Regions from separate parts of the Homo sapiens genome. Here region 2 is linked to region 1. A link is an interaction called in ENCODE POLR2A ChIA-PET data of the cell type or tissue named here. Cell type or tissue: Panc1. All regions are shown on one strand. Each heading gives the region's core, and the rest is flanking DNA. Links, peaks and the distances in the headings are about the cores only.

What was found. Peaks named below come from ENCODE experiments on the same cell type or tissue, not always from the same donor. Only the 100,000 strongest peaks of a DNase experiment are listed, where the experiment ranks them.
Region 2: POLR2A ChIA-PET joins it to region 1 with 8 read pairs; 3 of 35 experiments call an interaction of 5 or more read pairs at or near these places.

The regions. Positions count from the first base shown.
Region 1 is chr15:67,523,030-67,527,029 of GRCh38, reverse strand. C15orf61 (chromosome 15 open reading frame 61) reads right to left here. Exons shown (of 2, transcript NM_001143936.2): 2 at 1-612. The coding sequence ends at 485. Among named protein-coding and RNA genes, the nearest start is that of IQCH-AS1, 3.2 kb to the right of the region's middle. In Panc1, for the core only: no CTCF peak of the experiment used is centred there; no DNase peak of the experiment used is centred there; H3K4me3 peaks cover 66 bases; H3K27ac peaks cover 824 bases.
Region 2 is chr15:68,044,810-68,050,517 of GRCh38, reverse strand. No RefSeq gene overlaps it. Among named protein-coding and RNA genes, the nearest start is that of PIAS1, 6.7 kb to the left of the region's middle. RefSeq lists enhancers at 4,506-5,025, 5,026-5,546. In Panc1, for the core only: no CTCF peak of the experiment used is centred there; no DNase peak of the experiment used is centred there; H3K27ac peaks cover 1,682 bases.

The sequences.
Region 1 (4,000 bases), core at 1-4,000:
CTGAATGGTTTAGACTTGAGATTACAATTAGATTCTCATCAATTTTGGATTTGCCAATGATGTAATATTTCCATCATACATCCTAATGTCTTCTACTTCTTTTTCCATTGTTACATAAAAGATTTTCCCCCCTTCTCTTTTGTGTGGGCATCTATATTTTCTCTTCAGAGTTGATTTAAATTGTTAATTAACTATAGAATCTATTACATTGTAATCATTTTTTATCTGTAGGTTAACCTAGTTCTAGGGAAAAAATGGTGTGAAGCTTCATGTGTTTGTAGTTCACATCAGCTAAACAGAGTATGTAATATATAACGATGTATAAAAAGCTTCACCTCTTGAGGGCAATGATTCATCTTAAAGAAGCAGATACTGTAGAAAGAAAAAAGTATTTGCAAAAGTTTTATTTTAAAGGATCAAAAATAAATACTGCACATATACACAGAGAAAATCCACTGATATTTATGTTCTTTGACGCACACTTTCAATACATGGCACCTTCATCTTCTTTATTGAGAAAATAAACTGTTATGGGTCCATAACTGGTATGCACAGTCTCTGTGACTCTGGCAAATAACCAGGAGCCAAGTCCATATAATAAAGTTGGAATACCTAGAAAACAAACGAATATGTATAAACATCAATGCTTATTAATCATGCAAGTTACTGATCACGTATAACACTCTTCAGCAATGTTAACAAATTACAATGTGATAAAATATAAAAATATTAATCAACATTGACTCTGATTATCTAAGAGCTCAATTTCATCAACGTGGCACATGATGGCAATCACGTGAGTCCAGAGGTTTTCATACTATAGACAAGGCGGGTATAAATGTTAATTCGAGTACTTCATAAATTCATTACCCTCAAATAATCATGAAGTAATGCTATATTCTTTTCATAAATAAGAAAATGGAGAAGAATACTCATTAATTTAGTTGTAGACGCTCCTGATTATTAGCCTTGAGCTAAAATTACTAAGTTAACACTACTGTTTGTTTGTTTGTTTGTGAGATGGAGTCTCACTCTGTTGGCAGGTTGGAGTGCAGTGGCGCGATCTCGGCTCGCTGCCACCTCCGCCTCCTGGGTTCAAGCGATTCTCCTGCCTCAGCCTCCTGAGTAGCTGGGACTACAGGCGCGCGCCACCACGCTCAGATAATTTTTGTACTTTTTTAGTAGAGATGGGGTTTCACCATGTTGGCCAGGATGGTCTCGATCTCTTGACCTTGTGATCCTGGGCCTAGGCCTCCGAAAGTGCTGGGATTACAGGTGTGAGCCACCGCGCCCGGCCAACATTACTGTTCTTTAAGTTAGTAGTAACACTAATGGTTGAAGTAATTTTTGTACAACTTAAAAGAAGCTCGGTCAAAGAGCTGTCTTTAAAATCTAAAGCAAAACCTAACTCCAAGTAAGATTTCAGTACAACAGGCATGAGAAAAAAAACTATTATTAGCATTTTTTCAATTGATCTGAAAACAACCTCATTTCAACCAATTTGAAATAGATATATAGTAGACTCCAACATGTGTTTCTTCTTTGGAATTGATAAGATTTTGCTGCTTTGAGATTAGTTGCCATTTGTGATACATGAAACTAAACACACTATCCAGAGATATGTATTAAGCACTCACATGCATATAAGACTGTTGGCACAAAACAAACTTTCACAATTCCTATCTTTTTAAAGGTACTTATTTAAAATTAATGACTACTAACATATTAAAAACATATGTAATAAAACCATAGGCACATGAATCAATAACAAATACTGTATGCTCTGGACAAGCATTAATTTTATGCTCTTATGTGGGAAATGGGCAGAAAGTGACACTTTAAAAGGATAGCTGTACATTTGGAAAATCACTTTCTTTCTAGTAATAAAGAACGCGGCTGGGCACTGTGGCTCACGCCTGTAATCCCAGCACTTTGGGAGGCCGAAGCAGGCGGATCACCTGAGGTTGGGAGTTCGAGACCAGCCTGACCAACATGGAGAAACCCCGTCTCTACAAAAAATACAAAATTAGCTGGGCGTGATGGCGCATGCCTATAATCCCAGCCACTCAGGAGGCTGAGGCAGGAGAATTGCTTGAGCCCAGGAGGCAGAGGTTGCACTGAGCCGAGATCACACCACTGCACTCCAGCCTGGCGACAGAGGGAGACTCCATCTCAAAAAAAAAAAAAAAAAACAAACAAAAAAGCAACACATGCTCTGGACTAATCATATTGCTAAATTTTGGTCTTATTTTTCTGCAAGAATATATTTGCTGTGTTAAGCTCTTTTTGAGTGTGTTTGCTGAACCACTTTGTGCTTACTCCCTGAAGCTTCATTCCAGCCACTGTGATGCCAGAGATTAATCAGGAGAAGCATCACATCACTAGCTGGTAATGAGAAGGGGAAAAAAATGCCCATTCAGGCTGGCATCTCTCTATTTTTAGGAATATACTGGGTCACAGTTTGTCACCATCACAGGGTTCCCTGGAACTCCCATGAAACCTTTTATAGTGTATCACCTTCTTTGCCCTGATAATGTCCAAAAGAATCTCTGAATACCTCAAGGGAATGTCATAAAAAAATCCACAAAAACTAGAATAATAAAGCTACTTATAAATCATTTAACCACAAAGAAAAAAAAAGGCAAGTGGCTCAGGGGTGGGAGGTAGAAAAAGAAGAATATGAACAAGCTAGGCAGAAATGAGAGTGAAGTATAGGGAGTAGTTGAAATAAAAAATAAATTTAAAATGCAATATCACAACTTCAAAGCTGAAAATCAATGGAGTGAGGAAGAAAAAAAATAGGCTCTAGAAGCAATTACTAATTTTCTAAGCATACTGAGACTAAAATACATAAAATAGGCCTCTTAAACCAAGGCTAAGTATATAAATTTAAGGAATACCTGGTGACACTGACAATTTTCTTTTATAGTATTTATCATAGTTTTCAGTTAACATATTGATTTAAAAAATTCATACTTTTGAAAAATCACAAATACAGAAATAAACGGTCAATATATTTTCAGCTAAAATCAAGGGCTGATCAAAGATTACTAGCTTAATAACTATATTATGTCTTATTAAAAAATAACCAGCAACCATTAGCAGTGATGCTGTTTGACAGGAGATGGAGTTATGATCTGAGTCAGAAATTCTGTATTTTTTTCCCCTTGCTGTCTGTTTATTTAATGCAGTCAGACTAATACTCAAAATGGGAAGGTTTGCCACCTATATAACTTATATATTACAAAATCTTTGTAGCACACATGCTTTGAAGTCTATAAGATTCTATGAAAAATTCAATTTTTTCTGAAAAATTAAATTTATATCTGAAACATGTAACATCAAAAGAACCTCCAAATCAGTTCTTTGCATAATAATTCACTTTGAGTCAGCTGAACAGTAGGTAAACCACTGTCAAATTAAGCACTTTAAAAAATTAGAATTCCTCAGTAAATCTCATTCATTCCAATGGTAAGTTGCTTTTCTTAAATCTCAATCTACTTCTCAGCAGGATACCTAGACTGGTAAACCATCAGTAAAATGTCAGCTTCCATTGAAGGGAAGACGGAGGAGAAAAGGAGCAAATGGGTAAACAGAAATCTTTATTATTTACAAAATGGAAAAATGAATTTGGAAGGGAAGAAGAGGAACAAAATCCTAAGTATAATATTAATAGGATATGTACTTTATCACCCAGAGAGACGATTGTACCTCACAGAATAGGAAAGGACCTATTATCTAATTCACATCCCCTCTACCTTCAGACAAAAATTAAAAATAAACGTTACCAGATGTGTTCACCACTTTAAAATATTTTTTAATTCCCTTTATCAGTATATCCCAATTTGTATTAAAGCATGCATGAGCAAAAAGTTGTCCTTTTTGCTTAACTTAGAACTCTTACTCCCATTTTAGCAGGATTTTTAGAATGTCCAAAAGACCATACAGACCATTAAATCACTCTCCCACATTAATAAACAAAACAAAACAAAAAACACTA
Region 2 (5,708 bases), core at 1-4,000, 520 kb before region 1:
TGAATATATATATTCATATATATGTATATATATGAATATATATGTATATATATATGAATATATATATATACGTATATATATATATGATATGGTTTGGGTCTGTGTCCCCAACCAAATGTCACCTTGAATTGTAATAATCCCCAAGTGTCAAGGGCAGGACTAGGTGGATATAATTGAATCGGCATCAATTCAATTGATAATGAATGAATGAAGGAACAGCACTGGCAGTGGGGTGGGAGGGAATTCCGCCATGCTGTGCTTGTAATAGTGAGTTCTCACGAGATCTGATGGTTTTATAAGGGGCTTCCCCCTTTGCTCGGCAACCATTCTCTCTCCTGCCACCCCGTGAAGAGGTACCTTCCACCATGATTGTAAGTTTCCTGAGGCATTCCCAGTCATGTGGAACTGTGAGTCAATTAAACCTCTTTTCTTTATAAATTACCCAGTCTCAGGTATGTCTTCATAGCAGGGTGAGAACAGATTAATACAATATGACATTGCAGTCAAAGCTTTGGTAATATAACCAATATTTCCAGTTGTATTTTGTTGAAGAGAAGAGCTTCTTATTGAACTTATGCAAATAACCATATTGTCATAAAAATAAGAATCTTCATGAATAGTTTCCAGATTTTGGAGGAATTAGGTAGGAAGGAAAAGCAAATCTTTGAATTTTTGGTTGCAAAAGTATGCCTTACCAAATTGCTGTAAGTTATCAGCAGCTTAAAAGAAAAAAAAAATTCCTTAAATATTGAAAAAGAAAACCTATTAAAAGAGAGCCAGCAAGGTTTCGAATTTTATTTATTTTTCTTTTTTCTTTTTCTTTCTTTTTTTTTTTTTGAGACACAGTCTTGTTCTTTTACCCAGGCTGGAGTGCAGTGGCACAATCTTGGCTCACTGCAACCTCCACCTCCAGGGTTCAAGTGATTCTCTTGCCTCAGCCTCCTAAGTAGCTGGGATTACAGGTGTCCACCACCATGCCCAGCTAATTTTTGTATATTTTGTAGAGACAGGGTTTCATCATTTTGCCCAGGCTGGTCTTGAACTCCTGAGCTCAAGCGATCCACCCACCTTGGCCTCCCAAAGTGCAGGGATTACAAGTGTAAGCCACCATAACTGGCCTCAAATTTTAAAAGCTGTAAAGACATCCTGATTTCTCTTTCATTCACCTCTCAAATGAATCCATCAGCCGGTCCAACTGACTCTAAATCAAAGCCCAAGCCAGTTCATTTCACTGCATCTCCACTACCATCATCCACTGATGCTTATTTTTGGACCCATTCCAAGCTGCCATAGTCTCAAAACTGCTGGTAAAACTGCCTAACTCAAAGGGCCACGTTATGACTTCCATGGCCCTAGGCACTTTTGCTTTCTTGGTTTCTATGCTACAGTAAATGTATATACAGTTGACGCTTGAACAACACGAGTTTGAACTGCGCAGATCCACTCGTAGGTGGCTTTTTTCCCTGCCTGTGACACCTCTGAAACAGCAAGACCAACCCCTGGTCTTTCTCCTCCATCTCAGCCTACTCAATGTGAAGACAAGGATGAAGATCTTTATAATGATCCACATCTGCTTAATGAACAATCTTCCGTATGACTTTTGTAATCACATTTTCTTTTCTCTAGCTTACTCTAAGAATGCAATACATAACACATATAATATACAATGTATGTACTAATTGTTTATGTTATTGGTAAGGCTTCTTGTCAACAGTAAGCTATTAATAATTAAGTTTTTGGGGAGTGAAAGTTATGCGTAAATTTTCTATTGTGTGAAGGGTCAGCTCCCCTAATCCCCTGGTTGTGCAAAGATCAACTGTATTTGGGCTTTGTCCCTCGTTCCTGAGACAGAGCTCCTAAAACACATGGAATTTTCTAACAGGAGTATCTTTTGTTTTTCATAACAAGCCTCTTTCAATCACACCTAATGAGGTGACATGGAGTGGGGCCCCTAGATGGCTTCAGGATGGGTGCTGATCCCCACAAAATTAGAAGGGGGCTGGGTATGGTGGCTCACACCTGTAATCCCAGTACTTTGGGAGGCCAAGGTGGGAGGATCGCTTGAGCACAGGAAGTCAGGGCTGCAGTAGGCTGTGTTCACACCATTGAACACCAGGCTGGGTAACAGAGAGAGACCTCCTCCTTCCACCCCCAAAATAATTGAAAAGTGGGAACTTTCAGCCTCACCCCATGCCCTACCTCCAGGGAGAAGAAGGGGCTGGTGATTGAGTTATAAATTCTTCAACAAGAGATAGAAGAGGTTCTGCACTGGCAAACACACGAGAGTACTGTGGGGAAGAGCAACAGGGCACGGAAGCTCTGCATAGTCCCCCTTTACATTGCCCTGTGCATCTCTTCCATTCAGTTATTTGAGTGGCATCCTTCATAATAAACTAGTAAATGTAAGAAACACATTTTCCTCAGTTCTGTGAGTCATTCTAGTGAATTATTCACCATGAGGAAGGAATTATAGGAAGCCTTGACTTCACAGCTGGTCAGTCGGAGTGCAGGTGGCCTAAGGAACTTGTGACTGGTGTCTGAAGGAGGGTATCCTTGTGGGACTGAGCCATTAATTTGTGGGATCTGAACTAACTCCTGGAGTTGACGTCAGAATTGAAATGACTTGTAGGCCACCCAGTTGCTGACAGAGAATTGAAGAATTGGTGTGGAAAGTCACCATGTATTTAGTGTCAGGAAGAACATCAGAGGTACATTCTTCTATTAAAAAATTTAATTATATTTGCTCTTTTTGTTTCTTTGTTTTTTGTTGAGACAGAGTCTCACTCTGTCGTCCAGGCTGGAGTGCAGTGGTGCCATCTCGGCTCACTGCAACTGCGTCCCCTGGGTTCAAGCAATTCTCCTACCTCAGCCTCCCTAGTAGCTGTGATTATAGGTGTGCACTACCACGCCTGGCTAATTTTTGTATTTTTAGTAGAGACAGGGTCTTGCCATCCCCGGCCCCACCTTCTAATTTTGTGGGGACCAGCACCCATCCTAAAGCCATTTAGGGGCCCCACTCCATGTCACCTCATTAGGTGTGATTGAAAGAGGCTTGTTATGAAAAGAGGCTTGTTATGTCTCAAACTCCTGACCTCAAGTGATCTGCCCGCCTCGGCCTCCCAAAGTGCTGGGATTACAGGCGTGAGCCACCACATCCTGCCAAAAAAAAAACTATATTTCTTTTTTTTCTTTTGAGACAGAGTTTCACTCTTGTTGCCCAAGCTGGAGTGCAATGGCACAATCTCGGCTCACTGCAACCTCTGCCTCCCAGGTTCAAATGATTCTCCTGCCTCAGCCTCCCAAGTAGCTGGGATTACAGGCACGCACCACCACACCCAGCTAATTTTTTGTATTTTTAGTAGAAACAGGGTTTCACCATGTTAGCCAGGCTGGTCTCGAACTCCTGACCTCAGGTGATCCGCCTGCCTCAGCTTCCCAAAGTGCTGAGATTACAGGCGTGAGCCACTGTGCTTGGCCTATATTTCACTTTTTTTTTAAAGAGAGGGTCTCCATATGTTGCCCAGGCTGGTCTAGACCTCCTGACCTCAAGTGATCCTCCCACCTCAGCTTCCCAATAGCTGGGATTATAGGCACAGGCCACCAAGCCCAAAAAATTATGTTTTAAAACTGTGTTGCTATAAATACAAATGTAATCCCAACTGATTATGTTAGTGGATCTTTGGGGTGTTGGTTTTTGGCTGGAAACCTCTGTGGCCAGTGGCACCTTTGTCCAAGTTTTGCTCAGGCCCGCTGGGCTCACTCTGCCCACTTGGCTTTGCAGGCTGCGCTCGGCTCACACTACCAACCAGGATCCCTCCCCTGCCGAGGGAGACTGCATGAAGTGGTGAGGGGTGAGGGGTGAGGGGTGTGTGAGTGAGCATGGAGTCCAACTGTGCAGTCAGACATGCCGGCTGCCTCAGCAGGGTGAGCAATTCTAGGTGCCAGCTTGCACGCTGGCTCTCTGCAAGGCTGCAGCTGGACCAGGCACATGCAAGCAGCTTCCATTCCTGGCACCAGGGAACATGGTGGTGCCTGGAAGCTTGGAGACACCAGGAACCGAAGGGCTCCAAGGAGGGAGTGACAGCCCTGGCTTGAAGAGCTCCCAGGTCTGAGCTCCCCGAAGGGCCACAGCTCTTCTTTCCTCCTCTTCGCCTGCAAGGTGGCGAGATGGGGATGGCTCCTCTCTGCTAGGCAAGTCATCCCAACAAGTGTTGAGTTCTAGAAGCAAAGAGGGTAGCTCCTTCTGCAGCTAGCCATCCTGACAAGTGTTCAGCTATCAGCAGAGAGGGTAGCTCCTCTCTGCAGCTGGACGTCTCATCATCTGCAGTGCTCTGGCTGAGCCCAGGGCTTTTATGGGCCTCAGATGGGAGGAAGTGCTGCCAATTGGTCTGTGGGCGGCCATGGGAGGGCCTGGAAAAGGCACCACAAGTTCCCACTCCAGTCAGCAGTACTAGCAGCCTGGCCTGAAGGTGGGGCTTCACCAGTAACCTGTCCTCTTCCACCCAGGAGCCGATCTGCCTCCTGCCACCATCCATGGTGCCCAGGCTGCTTGTGCAAAAGGGCACCTGTAGGCCAGTGCTGGGTTGCCCTCAGGCGCCCCTCGGCTTCCCCCCAGAGCTCCTTGGGGCCCAAATTCCGGAAAGGACCAAGACAGCAGGGGGCTGGTGTGTCAGCTCTGCTCCAAGTGTGCACACACCTGGCCAGACTGTAACAGTGCCTGGGCTCAGCCCCAACCCTGCTCTGAGATTGGAGCAGGCACCAGGGGCAGGGAGAGGCCAGGCAGCAGGAGCAGACACCCCCCAAGCCTGAGGGGGGAGGGGGACTTTCCCAGGACCCCAAGGGTGCAGACTGCAGAGATGCCCAGGTCCTGTGCCTGGGAGGGTAGGACTCCCGCCTGCCTACTCTGTGGAGCAGCATGCAGGCAGCCCTGGCCATGCCTCCTTGCAGCTCCAGGTCCTTACTGGGCCCCTCTCTGCCCACCCCTCTGTGCCCAACCATGCTGCTCCCTGCTGGCAGGTGGCTCAGCTCAGCCCCATTGCAGTGGCACCCAACGTGGCAGGCTTGGCGGGGGGGCTCTCGCTTACCCTGGCTCCTGCTGGCTCTGTGGAGCACAGCATTACTCCAGCCCAGCTCTGCCTCCTCCTGGCACCCTCCCCACAGCAGCTGACCTGATGACAGCGACCGCCGTGGACAGCCCGCTGCTGCCATCAATTGCACTTAATTTGTTCTTATTATTTGAAAAGATTTAAAGCATTTTCATGGGACCCTAAGATTATTGTGGCCTTCAGCCAATACAAAAAAAAAAATGAAAAAACTCAAAATGAATCATAGACCTGAATTTAAAAATTAAAATTAAAAAATTATTAGATGAAAATCCCTATGTTATTGAGTTAGACATAGTCTTCTTAGATATGGATCACACACTTAGATATGAATACCAACATGCATGTTGGTAGGAAAGGTACAGCCACTATGGAAAATAGTTTGGTACTTCCTTTGAAAACAAGATGTACTTATTGTACAACTCAGCATTTGCACCCTTAGACAGAGAAATGACATTTTCACACAGAAGTTTGTAGAAGAATGTTCATAGCAGCTGTATTTATGAGTCCAAAACTGGAAACTACCCAAATCTCCTTTGATGAATAAATGGCTAAAACTGCGATACATACATACCATGGACTACTAATCAGCAATGAAAAAACAAT